Linked DNA regions of Mus musculus: region 1 is linked to region 2. Evidence: chromatin loops called from intact Hi-C (ENCODE). Cell type or tissue: left cerebral cortex. All regions are shown on one strand. Links, peaks and the distances in the headings refer to the core of each region. The heading gives the core; the rest is flanking DNA. Region 1 overlaps Kif5c (kinesin family member 5C). Region 2 overlaps Lypd6b (LY6/PLAUR domain containing 6B).

Region 1 (8,334 bases), core at 146-8,145, 140 kb after region 2:
CCTGAAGAGAACATGGTGGTTCTGTATGCTCCTCTTCTATCCTGCTGTTCCGTTGTCTGCCAGAAGATCCTCAAGTTGCCCCTACATACTTACTGATGTGTTAAGAACTCCTCCGTTTATTTGCTCCATGTAAATAAAGGAGAACCACTTTGAAAGACATTGTTTATTTTATTTACAATTCTTAGGGGAAGTTGGGAGTAGCATTCAGTAATAGCTACAACTCTGAACCTTTGAAATAGACCACAACAGAAGGAAGGGCCTGAGCTCTGGGGCATGGTCAGGTTCCTCCACCTGCTGCTACCCGGGATTTCTCATAGGTTTCCAGAGATAACGCATACAGAGCAAAGTCTGTGACCACTGTTATCTCCTATTTATGCACAGCAGGCCCGTGGACACAGCACAGTGGGCTGGTGCAGTGGAGGGGGCAACTTCTTGTGTCTGCAGAGTCTGGAAGGGAGTCCTCAGGTACCTACCTGGCCTTGCTATAGAAAACATTCTAGATTCTGGCAGAAGCCGAATGTGCTTTGTGTGCAATTTGGTTTAATGACTCCTGAGTGTCTCTAGCTCCCTGTAGGGAATTTGCTAAGCTCCTTCAAAAGCCCCTGGGATTTCATCTCCTGGCATTAACTGTGATTACCACGATTCTTCCTCCATCCATGGGAAACAGCATGGACTTGGCCCATTATCCAAGGTCAGGACTCGACTCCTGACAAGCTCTCCGGCGTGAAAAGCCTCAAGGCACAGCGTAGAAATGAGCCTGAAACCTCACCACAGTTACTTACAGGCCATGGCATGCTCTCCACCCATGTAACATCTGAGCTGCTTTTCCTCTCAGGAAGGGAGGGTGGAGAGGTTCCCACCCCAACCCCAACACATACGCCAAAACTTAATTCCAGTGTGATGGTATACAGAGCCGGGGCCTATGGGAAGGTGTCTTAGTCACTATTCTACTGCTGGGAAGAGAAACTATGAACAAGGCAACTCATTTTTTTTTTAAAGCATTTAATTGTGAGCTTGCTTACAGTTTCAGAGGTTAGTCCTCTGAAGGTGACTAGGTCCCCAGAATGGAGCACTCTTGAATGAGATTAGCTCTCTTCTGAAAAGGTCTCCAGAGAGCCCTGTTCTGTGGATGTTAAGACACTGTGGTGAGGAACACTGTGGCAAACAGGCAGAAATGATTCTGGAGAAGTAGCGGAGAGTTCAATATCCTGAGCCATAGACAGAGAGAGAGGGAGAGGGAGGAGGAGGGGGAGGGGAGAGGGAGAGGGGAGGAGAGTTGAGGAGAGGGGAGGAGAGTTGAGGAGAGGCGAGGAGAGTTGAGGGGAAGAGAGGAGAGGGGAGGGGAGGGGAGGGGAGGGGAGGGGAGGGGAGGGGAGGGGAGGGGAGGGGAGGGGAGGGGAGGGGAGGGGAGAGGAGAGGAGAGGAGAGGAGAGGAGAGGAGAGGAGAGGAGAGGAGAGGAGAGGAGAGGAGAGGAGAGGAGAGGAGAGGAGAGGAGAGGAGAGGAGAGGAGAGGCGGAAAAGGGAGAGGGAGCGAATCTAGGTTTGGCATGAGCTTTTAGAAAACTCAAAATCCACCCCCAATGACACACTCTCTCCAACAAGGCCGCACCTTCTAATCCTTTCAAATAATGCCACTTCCTGGTGACCAAGCATTTAAATAGATGAGCCTATGGGGGCATTCTCATTCAAACCACCATGGAAGGTGACTAGGTCTCCAGAATGGAGCCCTCATGAATGAGATTAGCTCTCTAAGGAAAAGGTCTCCAGAGAGCCCCTGTTCTGCGGATGTTAAGGCACTAGAAAAGTCAGAAGCATGCAATTTGGAGGCCTTCTTCACCAGACGGCAACCACACTGACATCCTGACCTTGGACTCTCAGGCTCCAGCATAGGGAGGAATAGATGGCCCTGTGTATGTGACCTGGTCCCATGCCACTTCATTATAGCACCCCAGATGATTAGGAAGGAATGAGAGCCTCAAGACAGAGGGCAATAAAGAGATTTAATTTCACTGGGTAGAAGCCAATGAATCCTAACGCTGCCTTTACCCGTTCTTCTATGTGTCGGGGAGATACATGGAAGGCAATAGAAAAAAGTGGAGATGTTTTCTCCCAGGTTGTCTGCCCCAATAGCGCTCACTTATATTTAAGAAGCACAGAGTACTTTCCTATACACTCTCATTTGATCCCTACAATCCAAATAAGTATACAGTGGACAGTGAGCTAAACCTTTATGGTCTGGGTATGGACATGAGATCTTTGAGCCTGCAATGTCAAATGCTTATTATTCTCTAGCTGGTCAAACAGAAACTGAGAGTTGGCGCCATGGTCGAGTCTGTCTTCCTTTGTGCTGTGGAATAGCTCTGCTGAATCACTGCCCAATAACCTATACTCTAGGAATATCTGCTGTCTACAAGGCCTTTGGAGCTAAGATCTGGAGCTGTCTGATGAAGTTAGCATCCCATCAGCACTCTATGCAGCCCTTGCCAACCCTTGGCAGCTCATCAGAAAAGTCCCCATAGGCCAGGCCTGGGTAACGGGAATCTATGGCTACATGGGGAGCTTTAAGGGAACCCGACTCTGTTCCCACCCCTTCCTGTAGTTGGACTTGCGTGTGCATGTGTGGTATGATTGGCATGTTTGCTTTTTCTAAAACCTAAGCTCTAAAATGAAATCCTATTAATCATTGTGACAGGCCAGGGGGTGGGGCAGCAGCTCTCAGCAGGGGTTGCATGGGCTGCCTCTAGAGGGCCTCCCACATCCATGGCGACAAAAGAACCACTATCCAGTACCATTGGACTTTCTTCAGGAGCCTGTTGAGGTAGGGCAAGCATGTGTTGGTCCTCCTGACTTAAGTATATGTTATATACTTTGTCTTGAAGAGAAAACTTACGCATAATGTCAAATTTTTACAGACATACAATTAGCAAGTTATGACAAGGGTTGATTCACGACTAAGTGTGTTATGTGTTGAGATTCTTCCAGGGACAAGGGTGCTGCTGGAGTATATATTCTTCCTTCCTAGAGCTCAGTGTCTGGAGGCACCCTTGCATCCCACTCCATATTACCCCAAGTAACCCTGACTGGTTGAAGTGATTCAGACTATGACGCCATCATAGTCTGATTCCTACGAAAAGTTACTGAAGTACGAAATTTGTATCTATCCCTAATAAAAGGTTCCTGAGATCAGTCACTGGTTATCGATCTGTGCGCCCCCCCCCCCCCCACACACAATCATTGTGTTGAAAGGCAGTGTTACTAGCTGTTGAACACACAAGCCTTAGAAGCAGATTTTAAATCCTGCCTCCTCCCCTTGCCAGCTGGGAGAACTTGGACAAGCTATTTAACCTCTCTGTGCCCTTTCCTCACCTGTGAAAAGAAGATAACAGTGCCTAGCTCATGGGGTTATTAGGAGGATTAGATGGATTAATACATGTAACGCACTTAAAATAGTGTCTGGCGCCCAGCCAGAATGCTCTCCAAAACTCATTGACTGCTTACTGTGGCTTTCTGGGTATTTTAAGTTCCTGATGCTGTCACATGCCATCTAAAACTAGCTCCGAGATATCCCTAATTTACACATTCTGTAGGAATAACATTTTGCTATGCATAAATCTTCATAATAGCTGTCTTATGAGAATCTTTTAAGAGTTCCATCATGGGAATGGTGAGGGGTTAGGAAGTGCTAGGCTATTTGGGACTTGAAGATGAAATAAAAGCACACCTTTCACAAGGGATGGAGAACAAATGCAGAGCCCAGCCTTTGCCAGTCATGGCGCAGTAAGAAAAGGCCTCCAACAGTGGTTCTGAGCCCAACTAAACAGACAGAAACTGTTTTCTTTGCAGTTTGAAGAACCACCGAATGTCAAGGAGAAAGTACCAAGCCCACAGCTCGAGGCCTCTTGTCAGGGCTCCCACACTGTCATCTCAGGTGTCAGAGCAATGCCTCCTCCCACTTCTGTTCAGTGTATTATGTCCCTAAGACACATTACAAGACATGGCTGTCAGGAATGTCACCAAGGCAGCACTGCTCATGTCACCAGTGACTGCCTTGGCAAATCGCTCTTCAGTTCACTTTGTTCTGAAGATGCTTCAGCTCAGAGCTTCTGGGGAAAGCTTAGGGATATCTCAGAGCCAGGGATCGGAGACCTGGAGAAAGACCTCATCCTAAGGACTGCCATGGTAGCCCCACTGCAGTGCAGGGCCATGTTCCTCATCTGTGGGGTCATCTTGTGAACACTCAAATGTGCTTGGTGATTTGTTTCTTTCAGAGGACTGCTCCCCATCTTAAACAAACAAGGGTGATGTTAACCACACCCATTTCTTTCATCAATGTCCTATCTGGACAGAATAATTTCTAGATAGCTGGATAGATATCATAATCTATGTGTGCAGAATAATTTCTAGATAGCTGGATAGATATAATCTATGTGTGCAGAATAATTTCTAGATAGCTGGATAGATATCATAAAAGCACGGTATTTGTGGGGCCCACCATTACCCTCACTAGGCATTCATTTAGCACTCCTCTTTTCCATTTAGATATTCTTTAATTTTATTATCTTTAATTTTATTGTCATTTTATTATCTTGTATGGGTGATTTTCCTGCATGTAAGTCTATGAGCCATGTGCATGCAGAGCCCTCAGAGACCAGAAGAGGGCATCAGATCCTCTAGGACTACAGTTAGGAAGGGTTGTGAGTCACCCTATGTATACTGGTAATTGAACCCTGGGCCATCTGGAAGAGGAGCCAGTGCTCTTAAATTCTAAGCCTTCACTCCAGCCCCATCTTTTCCATTTTTAATTGATTAAAGCAGAGAGGCTCATTGTCTGGCTCCCATACACCATTAACAACAGCAACAAAGATATTTTACACATGCAATTCCAGTTGTGGTCACATGACCCCAGTCACAGGCGGCAATGAGTTTCTTGTTTTAAAAAAAATGTGATTAAGCAAATAATCCAGGGTCCTGTCATTGGTTATTCTCCAGAAGCCTCAGACTCTAGTGTCATCTCATGAGACTTCAGATCTGTACCTTAAAACTAAAAACCAACACACAGCAGGACCACAAGTGGCCCCCAACGTTCTCAAATGATTCCAGGAGGCCTTCAGCATAGGCAGGACCCTTGTTTTCTCAGATGAAGGAGGACAGTGTTCCATGCCTGCCATGAGAACAGGCGCTTTTCTCAAGCAGTCCAAACTCTCACCTGCTTGCTGTTTTGCTGAGTCATTGGCAGATACCCCCACTGCCAGGGCAGAGCTTCTTAGCCATGCTGCTTTCCCCTAGTAGAGCGGAGACACTATGAAACCGAGAACCAAAATAGAAATCTTCCTCCATTAATCCTGCCACTCTGATGAGAAAACACACCTAAAAATCTTTATCTATTTTTTAGAGATAAAAATAGAATTACTATAATTTTAGTTTCACTGTGAAAGCAATTTTTTGTTTGTTTGTTTGGTTGGTTGGTTGGTTTGGTTTGGTTTTTTAAAGGCAGGGTTTCTCTGTGTAGCCTTGGCTTTCCTAGAACTCACTGTAGTTCAAGCTGACCTCAAACTCAGAGATCAACCTGCCTCTGACTCCAGAGTGCTGGACTGGGATTAAAGGTGTGCACCACCACTGCCAGGCATGAAAAAAAAAAAAAAATTAAGCACATACCTAGAGGGGAAATAAAAAAACCTCAACAACAAAAAGCCAGCAACAAAAAAGAACAAAGCTTTGACTTAGGTGGTTCATGTTGGAGTGACTTCTTTCAAAACATGCTTCATTCCAACACACACTTCCTGACTTCTTGTCAAGATACCCTGCTGGGGCTCAAATAAGGACACCAGACCAGTCAAAGTTTAACTCAGTTTTATTGTCCAGTTTTGAGTATTTTCAAATTATACAACATGCAGTCTGCCAGAGTATCCATACATCTTCATTTTAGAACCTAGGAGATAGCCAGAGTTTTCCGAGGGCCAGGGAGGGTTACTTCCAGATCTTTGGGGACATTTCTATCTCACAGGATAGCTATTTAAATACACATCGCCATTCTCCCCCATCAAACCACAGAAACAAGTTTGTCCACAATTTTTCTTAATGAAATCTACTGTACAGAACATAAAGCCCAGAGAACAGACATCTGCAGTACACATGACACTTTACAAACTAGACAGATAGAATTCTACAGAAAGCCCTATTCCCCTTTTATCTGCACACATGGGAAGTGTTTAAAAGTTGATACACAGTTCTCAGTAAATAAGCAGACTTCACAGACCAGTGTTTCCTTTGGCAGTTATCTGGTCCTTACTCAACAGTTGTTTAAAACTCAAAACCCTGTTAGGAAGCAGTTTTAAACAGTGATGGTTCTTTAGCTTGCTCAAGATAGCCAGCATGGGACAATGAAGTAAAACCTGCCCAATGACAAACTTCTGCTAATGACAAGTGTCCCCCAATGTCTTCTACCCAGAGTCCCCGTGGCGCCTGCCCTACAAAGGAAGGGGTGACTGAAGCTTTACGATCCTTTAGCTATTCTAGGAAAGAGAAGCTGACACAAACCCCATTCCCTCAAGCTCACATCTCTATATGGACTTGGAGGCTTCAAGGTGTCACTGGATCTACATTCTAGTCAAACATTTTTAGCCCTTCATTTATTACAACACTTCTATGAATTCTTCACCATGTGATTCTCCGTCTTTTAAAAGGCTAACACCTCTGACTGTTTTACCTGATGCCCACTAAAGCAAACTGCTCAGCATTTGAAGAGATGAGACCTACATTCAGGATTCTCTAAGGACTGATCAAATGCAGTCGGCATTATAAGCCCCAACCATAACCACTATCTTCAATAACATTCTAATCATCACCCCAACGGCTGGCAGGCAGAGGTTATTTGTCTAAACCATCTGGCTGCACTCCTACGGCATCTCAGAGTAAACTTTCAAGAAGTAGGCATGAGATAGTAAATTATTCAGAGAACATACACTGGCATACATTCCAGCAATGTGAAACATGTGACGAAATGGAGCCATCCACTTGGCTGTTCAGAAGTGGGATTTTTACAGCTAGAATATAGAATGTAACAGCCTGTCAAACAATGAAAACTTTATAAACATGGCCTTTTAAAAAAGCGGCCCGAGAGCACACTGTTCTGATAAAGGAATTAATAGACAATGTGAGATTAGGGATTGCTTGAATAAACCACATGATCTGTTCCAATGACGTGCCTAGCTTTTAGTCACAGTGTGAGAAAATTCGATTAGAGGTCTTATAAAGACTGGCGCTAGATGAACTGACTGGCTGATCAGCAACTAGCAGAATTATCTCTAAAAGACATCAAAGCCAACTTTCTCTGTGAATAAAAGTACAGTGAATTTTGTAAGGCCCTTGTAGAGATCAAGTAATGTGAACTACAAACGAATGCTGCCTTTTAAAACTTGAAAGTGCCCCACAACTCTTCAGAAGTAGAAAATGGGAACCTAGGGGGAAAAGTGCTTTAGAAAGAATCTAAAATCATCCATTTTATAATGGCTGCTAATGAAAGCCAAGAATGGGGTATTACTGACCCGTACCCAGTTTCTAAACACAAGTCTAAAAGACAATAGCAGGTCCTCTAGACAAGACGCATCCCATTGGTAGCCCTCTTAAAGGCCAACGTTTCAGTTTCCGAGTCAGAAGCAAACATAGACAGCAAGCTTCTAACCTGGCATCAGTTGGTACTGACGGGGTTTGCAGACTTGCCCTGCAAAGGACCCCTCCATCAGACTCCAATAGCAGCCAACAGTGGCAACAACATGAAACAAAGTGAACACAGGTAAACACAAAATCATCTTTGTAAAATAAATACTTCAATAGAAGTTGTCTTCTTTTCACACCTAATTAAAAACAAAACACTGTTATAAAGGGCAACATCTAACAAATAAATTAAGTCAAATCAGTGTTAGGAAAGGACTATACAACAGAATCCTGGAGGTAATATACACAGCCATCAACATTTCACACACGCATGTGCATAAGCACACACATTAACTTTTTCTACCCCACCCTCACAGCCTTGAGAAAGCCTAGAGTCTCCCCTTACTCCAGGGGTACCAGCTTCAGAAGAAGGTGTGAGCTCACACTTCTTGGGCACATAAGATGACAGGATGGGTCATTTCTCTGAGATGAATGGGGATGTTACTATCTAAACCACAAATTCATGAAAACAAATAGCAGCACATAGTAGCGACTCACTGAAGCCTGCCAGTTTCTCTTGAAACGCTTGACTACTTGGCAACTGATCCTTTTAGTATGCCCAACTGAACGTAGTCACCTTTCGATTCATGGATCTGAATAAAGTAATAATTAAATATACA
Region 2 (8,334 bases), core at 204-8,203:
CCTGGCATGGAACAAAGGTCCGAATGTTTGTGGAATGAAGAAATGAGGTGTGAAAGGAAAGTCACATTTTCCTTTAAGGAGCCGTTTACAGAACTAATGCATGCATCAGGACAAGGGTTTCACGCACAGTGCTCCAATGAGGCCTGACAAGGTCCACGGAGTGCGCTAAACCACACGATCATATAGATACCGAGGCAACAATTATCTCGTTTCTTATCATTAACTCAAAACAGTAAAAGTTTGCAAAGAAATTAAGGTCGAAGGTGCGAAAGTACCAAGCTGATGTCTAAGTAGGAAAACAACAGCCATAGCAGCCACTGCCAGCCAATGATCGCACTTGTTATGAAATCCGTCAAGAGGAATCCCAGAGGCTCGGAAATTTAATCCCTTAATGAGGCATGAAATGTGTGGTAGACAGCAGGATATAAGCCAGTGCAGCACTTAGTGCTAGGATTCTACACCTCTGAGTAAGAGACTGCGTGGAAAAAGGCTAGGAACTGTCTCATAGCCCCTTATGGGGTCTAGGCTCTCTGACCCCTTAGGGAGAGGGACACGGATGCGAAGCATGCGCTGTTGAGAACCTAGGTTCTGTCCTTGGTACTGAAAAGAAAACGGACCTATATCTAAGAAAGCAGTCAGGGTTTGCAGATCCTTGATGGTGACACACTGGTGACTCCATGTGTCCTAGTTAGGATTTCTATTGCTGTGAAGAGATGCCATGACCATGGTAATTCTTCTAAAAGGAAACATGTAATTGGGGGGCTTGTTTAAATTCAAGGGTTTAGTTCATTATCATCATGCTAGGGAGCATGGCGGCTTACAAGTAGACACTGTGCTGGAGAGAGAGAGCTCTGCAACTGGATCAGTAGGCATCAGGGAGGAAGAGAGAGAGAGAGAGACAGACAGACAGAGAGAGAGAGAGAGACAGAGACAGAGAGAGACAGAGAGAGGCTGAGAGAGACTGAGAGAGACTGAGAGAGACAGAGAGAGACAGAGAGACTGGGCCTGGCTTGAGCATTTGAAACCCCAAAGCTCACCCCCAGTGACACTCTTTTTCCACTAAGGCCACACCTCCTAATAGAGCCACTCCCTGGTGACCAAGCACTAAAATCTCTAAGTCCATGGCAGGCATTCTTATTCAAACCACCACACCATGAATGCTGCTGGCTTCTGCTTGGTGGGTAACTATACTGTATATTGGATTTGAAATGTCGTGCTCTGACACCATCTTTCCAAGTTTATCTTTAGAGTTTTTATTGATGGAAAAAGCAGTAACTGAATACAACTTTTAAAAGTAAAATTTCCTTGAGCACCATATTTATGTGTCTATATAATCCATGCTTATATACACATATATTGCATTCTCTTTTATATATTTATTCTTTTAATTCTTTAAAAAATTATATTTACTTATTTTGGGTGTGTGTGTGTGTGTGTGTGTGTGCACATACACATGTATGAGGCTTGTTGGCAGACACCTTTACCTACTAAGACATTTTTCTCTTTTATTCTTTTAATAATCATTTGTAAATATCTACTATATATTATATAGCATGTACTATATATTACATATTATTATATAGTATATGTATCATTATATATAATATAGTATATATAGTATCTATATACCTATTGTACGAATGACAAACACATGAAAGTCTGCTACTGGGTCAAAGGAGAATTGCTTCCCCCAGTATAGACTCTTCTGTAGTAGGCAGTGAATCACTTTTCTGATGCTGCACTCAGGCTGGAACAGTCCCCCAAATGCTAGAAACCTCAACAAACCTACACACGATACAGATTGATAAAGGAGAAGAATGTATCAGGAAAGAGATTTCTTTCTTAAAAACATGAACAGCATCAGAGGTCAGTTTCTACAAAACAAGTGCATATGCGTACTTTCTGTGTGGCTAGTGCTGTGAGGATTACCATGGAGTTTTTAAATATAAGGAAATTTTTGACAAAAAGAACTGATTTTACCTGAAATCGCCAGCATAAAAATGGAAAGAGGGGGTTGAAAAGAAGTGCTGTACAGGACAAAACCATAACGAAAATAATGACACTTACTAAACGAAGAACAGTTAAGATGTAGGGTGCCTAAGATAATGTGTGTTCATACACAATGCCCACTTGAAGGAGAGTCACACGAGAGGGTGGCGAGGGAGATATATTATTGTTAGCCCGTCTCTTAGCAAAAGGAATCTTGTGAAGAGGTAGAATTCTGGGGTTATGTCTGCTACCTTGGTACACAGGACTCAGAAGGTGGTGGAACGATGAACAGACTTCACAGGAAGGAGCGAGCAAAGTAGACAAAAGAAACCCTATTGATAAAAACAAAGTTTAAAATCTGAACATAGGGGTTCATAGCAGACAAATAGATAAAGAAATGGTGATGGCTATGCAGCAGATTACTCTCTAGCAATGAAAAGAGGAAATCCTGCTATTTGGGGACAACACGGATGAACTTAGAGAATAGCAAGGCAGGCACAAGAAGAAAAGCAAAACACCTTCTCATTAAATATGCAGAAGCTAAAACTGTGGATGGCTAGGGAGGGGCAAAGAAAGACTAGCCAATGGTGATGAGCCTGTATGAGATGAGAGTAATAATAGTGTTGCTCTATTTCAAGTAGAGTGACTACTGGTGGTAATAATATACTGCATATTTCTGAAAAGCTACAAGAAAGGATTTTGAGTGTTTTACCTACAATATAGAAATGTTTGAGTAGACAAGTGTTTAATTGGATTTGAACATTAAACAGTGTATTCATGTATTAAAATATAACATAACTCCCCGTAAATATGTCCACTGTTTAAATGATACCTTTTGAAAAAATTGAAAAAAATATTATTCTCATAGAATTGAGTAAGAGCAGATCAGTGATTACCTGTAGCTAGGCAGGCTTGGAGGAGAGGGGAGGGAGGGAAAACAGGAAATGGGAACAGGGCGGAGCTAGGGAGGAGGAAGACCTCATAAACGCTGCATCAAATGGCACAGTCATTATAGTTGACAGCAGTTAGTTACATTCTTGAGAATAGCTAATAGGGAAGGTTGGATTTACAGTGACTGGCCATGCAGATACACTGTGTACAATACTCAAGTAGCACACTGTGCCCCACAAATAGATGTGATTATGCAACAACTAAGCATACATGCTGATATCTGTGTGTATGTGTGTGTGAGAGAGAGAGACAGACAGACAGACAGACAGACAGACAGACAGATCTGAGTGGTCACATACTAAGGGAAAGAAAGGATGGGAAAGCATAGGCACAAGGTTGAAGGCAGAAAACAAGAGAAAATGTCAGACTCAATCACGTTTCAACTGTTGAGTTGTGTTGTTGTTTTGTTCTGTTTTTGTTTTGTTTTGTTTTGCTTTGCTTTGCTTTGCTTTTTCCATTAGAATTCTCTGATACACTAAGACTAAGGTCGAAATAAAAGACACCCACAACCACCACCAACAACAACCACCTTGAGGAAAGGCTGCAAGTGTTGGGAAATATAAAGAACTGAGACCTGCCTGGACTCCTACTGCTACCAAAGAATTACTACCTAGAAGCACCTATGAGTGAAGAATCATTCGGCTTGGCTGGGTTTCTACGCAGAGCAGCATAGTTGCAGCCCCAGCACCATCTGCTGAATCAGGAAGTTTAGGGAAGGAGAAAAAAAAGGCACAAAGCCCCTGGTAAATCTGTCTTTGTATATTCCAGTCATAAACAAGAGTTCCCTCACTTTGCACGCGGGCCTGCTGTCACCTTAACTGTGTTTATCATTTCAGACAAAGCATCTTCAGGAGGCGAGACCATCCTTCTTTCTTGACGGCGCACACTGATTAAATCTTCTGGAGAGAAGTTAGGCAAAGCAGAAGCCGCCTCCTCTCCAGTCAGCGAAGCAGATTCCCCAGCATACAAATCTCCTTCCCTTTTCTCATTGTCAGGGAAAATAAATAAAGGTGATAACATTTTGTGGCAAGTTTCTACTGAAGATGTAGCAGTTTATGTCTGAACTCAATGCTGAAATTTTTCCTACCAGCTTTGTGAATTATCTAGTAACAAAGAGAATTGGGAAGCAGCTGAGGTGTTTGCTCTTAATTCAGAAAAGCTGGAGAAAGCAAGCGATGTTAGAGTTGAAGGTCCCGAAGAGCTGCACCCCCAAGATAGTACACCCCCTTCAAGATAGAAGATGCAGAAGAGTGAGGCGTAGTTTGAGATTTTGCTGGTGGCAAGAGACTGGAAGATAGGAATTGGCAGCTCTCTGCAAACTGATTAATGCCTGGATCTCCAGAATGTGTGGTTTTAAAAAAAAAATAAAATCAGGAGCTGGCCTATCCTGCTAACAGAAAAACACACCAGCTAAAAATCTGGAGAAACAATTACATCCACAGCATATGTGCTGATCGGAGCAGTAGAGCTTGTCTTTTTAATCCTCCCTGTTAGAAATATAAAATCTACTTAATAAATCACACAGCTCTGTAGACTTCACAAGCAATTCACCAACATAAAAAAAAAAAAATCCGGACTTTACAACAGTTATCTACATTGCCAACTAGCTGCTAAGAGCCACTGAAAGGAAAGGACTTGGTCTGAGAGGTAAAATATCTTGTGTAGCTGCCTGAACCCGTCTGCACCACTTCGGAGAATTCTGATTTCTGTCAAAGACCTGTAATTGTGGGGGAGAATATAAGCCTCCTGGATCACCAACCTGGCAACTCAATTCATGGACTGCCCTTTGCATTCTTCCAAAATAACTGGCACTTAAGCATCACTATGGACAGCAAAGTGGGACTCCCAGAATGCACTTCTATCCCCTGCTTGTCACAGGTCAATGATTCCTACATCACTGTGTACGGCCTGAGCTATTCTTCCTCACTCCCAAACTTGGAACACTACTAATTAGCTCATGGAGAAACAATGCAATCTCCCTACCACGGCAGTAGCCATACGTGAACGGAACGCACAGATGTATACTTTCGTGCTTCACCAGGCAAGCTCTAAAGACTGCACTTCAATCCTCCCCGGAAGGTGGGAGGTGTGCTTTGTGCAGACTGGCCCGGCCTTTGATGGATTTATTGAGAAGACCTACTGGCTAGAATAAGCACAGGAACGTACCACGGTTGAGAAAGAGGAGCAGCAGGCTTCCAGGAGCCCATCAAACAGTCATCAGGCTGAGAAGATCACGTTGACAATGTGTTAGGACCAGAAAGAATGGCATTTCTGATGTTAAACGGAAAATAAAATTTCAAACGCAAGGTGAGCTAGCGGCCATTGCATGGGACTGCATGGCAGGGCCAGGGCCAGGGCCAGGGCCAGGGCTTCCCAACAGGGGAGGCCAGAGTAAAGAGAAAGAAACTCACTTTTACTTAAATTTACACTGACCTCCAGTGCCCAGGGGTGATGAAGTACTGTCCTTGAAATGTAGGTTTTTTTCTAAAAGATGAAAGACTAATATTAAGGCCCTGACATTAATGGAGGAAGGAAAGAAGGGAAGGAAGAGAAGCCTAGGGATTAAATATCCAGCCTTCCTTATTCAACATAGCAAGCTGCTTGTGAGGATAAATGTGTTCTGGATTTAACCAGAGTCCGGAATGCCTTGTTCCCATCCTGAATTTAGGACTGATGTCCATTTAGGAACTGTCAGCCTCTTAACGTCTCAAATTCCTCTCTATCCTCAGTACAATGATCTAAGTTATATTTCAGGTCTCCAGTGAGAAGCAAATCCGAGGAATGAAGAGGGACGATGACAGTGGTTTGCACCATGCCTGGTCAATAGTAAACACTTGGCCAATGCTATCCGTCCTCCAGGGATCTCACTGTCCACTGTAGGAACACTCAGGAGCAAGGAGACAGTCCAGGCTGTGTAAGAAAAAGAGCATGTCTGAGATCTTTGTTAGGTGTGGCATATTCAGCTGAGCCACCCTCAACCCTAGGAACAGGCTCTGCATAGGCCCTGCGGAAGTTCCCTGGAGAATGAAGTACCGGCAGGCATGCAATCTGCTCACAGACGGTGCACCACCTCCTTCCAAGCTAGATCGCAGGGCAAAGCATCCTGGTATTTCACTGTCCCTGATAATTTACGTTCATTTTCTTTACAAAAGGGAAGACACCTATCTCCAAACAAAGGGGGTGGGGAACAGACCGGAACTGGCCGGATGGAAGAAGACCTTGAGCAACTGACTACAGTAAACCTCTCATTACTGCCAGGACACTGGAAGCAGACTCCTAAGCATCTTAGTGATGCTGAGTGAGCACCTTAGTCAACTGCCTTGCCAGCTGATAAGAACCGACAGCCAACCATGAAAACCTGAAAGAGTTTCATGCTACAAAAGAGAAACAGAGGGGAATGTGGTTGAAGAAGGTGACCATTGGGTGTCCAGGTTTGCTCTCTTGTGGCACTGGACAGACCCACTCTGCTCAAAGCTTTGAAGGTATTTCTCTTCAGACCACTGCTGAGAATTTTATCTTCAACTACAAAACCCTCTGTAGTGCCTCTGGGAGTGACTGATGCACCACCTTCCATGCTCTGTAAACCTCGCATGCAGCTGGTATGATCCACTTCAAATCTGCAGATAACTCACCCAAGATGGAAGCACACAAAACATTCAAAGTAAAGAAGGCTGGATGTCACCTGTTAGGAGCGAGTGGTGGTGTAAAAGGGTAGGCATTTTCTACGTGTACTTATGGGAGATTTAAATCCTAAGTGTTATTCTAATTTCAAAGTGTGTTGGAAGTATGTCTATAGGGCTGCCCATGAGGTTCTTTATGGCCATTGTCCCACTGCTCCCTGTTCAATCCATGGGGTGACTGTCATGTCAGGATGTAGGTGACCACCAGACAGGTCCTGTGAACTGCCTGCAAACTTCTTTTACCAGGACTACATAATCAAAGCGGCAAACCAGACATAATTTGGAGGTCTATAGATGGTTGAGAAAAGGACAAGAAGCTTAGCAGATAAAGTGGCCAAGTACAAGACACAGTCAGAGGATCAGGAGCTGTGGGAGACATCAAGCCAAGTCTAGAGTCCAGTCTCCAGGCAGCTGACTAAGGAAGGCTTCATTCCATTCTTCAAATGCCCTTTTTCCCTTCCCAACACTTATCACTGGGTCCTTACTCTGTAATGAACAGTGCCTGCCCTGACTTTTGAGATCTCCAGGCAGCTGCTTATTGTCTAAGACGTTGATTTACTAGGCATTATATTTACTATATTGTTTATAAAACTCCATCCTTATTGTAAGTCACACAAATAAATGCTTGTATATGTTTACCAACAGAGTGTTATAATTATATATATTTTCCTTTCTCTTAACTGTAACACTTGGAAGGCAAGCACCATGTCTTATACTGAGTACTTATATATGATACTGATGATTCACAAACCAACATTTTTCTGGATTAATAAATAAAGGCACATGTTAAAAAGCAGTTGGCTTGTGAACAAACACAAAAGGAAGCACAGATTGATGAGATATAAGACAGTAAATTAAAGTAAAATATTGCCCGACTAATTGCCTTTCCATCAAAACACAGTTCCAAGCTATCACATCAGTGCAGTTTTACGAAGGACATAGGTTTTAATAGGGCACTATATAACATTTGTATCTTTAGGGGAGGGATGGCAAATTGTGAGCCACCGAATAATGTTTTTAACAGGCAAGCCTCAACACTAACTGCCCAGCAGGAGAGGTAGAACCTTGTCTTTATTTATTTGTTCAAAATTTTTTATCGACCACGAGTAATGATAAGAAGAATTCTTATCAGCCTAATGATGGCATCATGCCAGGAAGGGCAGCCAACATGCTACACCCAGGAATCAAGATCTATTTAAAAAGGCTTGGAATTAAGCTGAATTCAACACCAGGCCAAAATGTAAACTTATACGCTTTGGTTTGTAGAATGAACAAGTAAACTCAGAATGGCCAAGGCTTCACCTGACAGAGATTCACTTGGATGAATGTTATAGATAACTGGCAAACACCATGTCTTCTTAACATCCAGAAATGCACAAATGAGTCTCATCTTTAGAACATCTCAGTAAAGCACAATTATGCTCATGAATATCTTAGGGTCTCTAGAGAAATAGTACCAACCACACACACGAAGGAGAGGGATTTTGTACACATATAAATCAGCCATCTTCAATATGAAGACTTGGGAATTTGGTTGTGTAGTTCAAAGGCCTGACAGCTCAAGGCTGTGTAAATGCCAGTCTGAGCTTACAGTCCCTTAACATAAGGGTCACTAGGGCCAGACACTGTTGCCTCATGGTGGCCAAGCAGAGGGAGGAGAATCCAAACTTCCATTACCTTCTGTTTTATTTGGACCTTCAATGGATGGAATGGT

What was found. Peaks named below come from ENCODE experiments on the same cell type or tissue, not always from the same donor. Only the 100,000 strongest peaks of a DNase experiment are listed, where the experiment ranks them.
Region 1: it touches region 2 in a loop (2.2-fold over the local background); 3 of 42 quality-filtered maps call a loop at or near these places.

What each region holds. Positions count from the first base shown.
Region 1 is chr2:49,772,279-49,780,612 of GRCm38, reverse strand. Kif5c (kinesin family member 5C) reads right to left here. Exons shown (of 26, transcript NM_008449.3): 26 at 5,835-8,334. Among named protein-coding and RNA genes, the nearest start is that of Lypd6b, 11 kb to the left of the region's middle. In left cerebral cortex, for the core only: CTCF peaks have their summits at 2,729 (motif pointing right) and 4,652 (motif pointing right); DNase peaks (open chromatin) are centred at 3,081, 3,566, 3,763 and 4,660.
Region 2 is chr2:49,914,293-49,922,626 of GRCm38, reverse strand. All of the region lies in intron 2 of Lypd6b (LY6/PLAUR domain containing 6B), which reads right to left. Among named protein-coding and RNA genes, the nearest start is that of Lypd6b, 130 kb to the right of the region's middle. In left cerebral cortex, for the core only: no CTCF peak of the experiment used is centred there; DNase peaks (open chromatin) are centred at 3,666 and 3,809.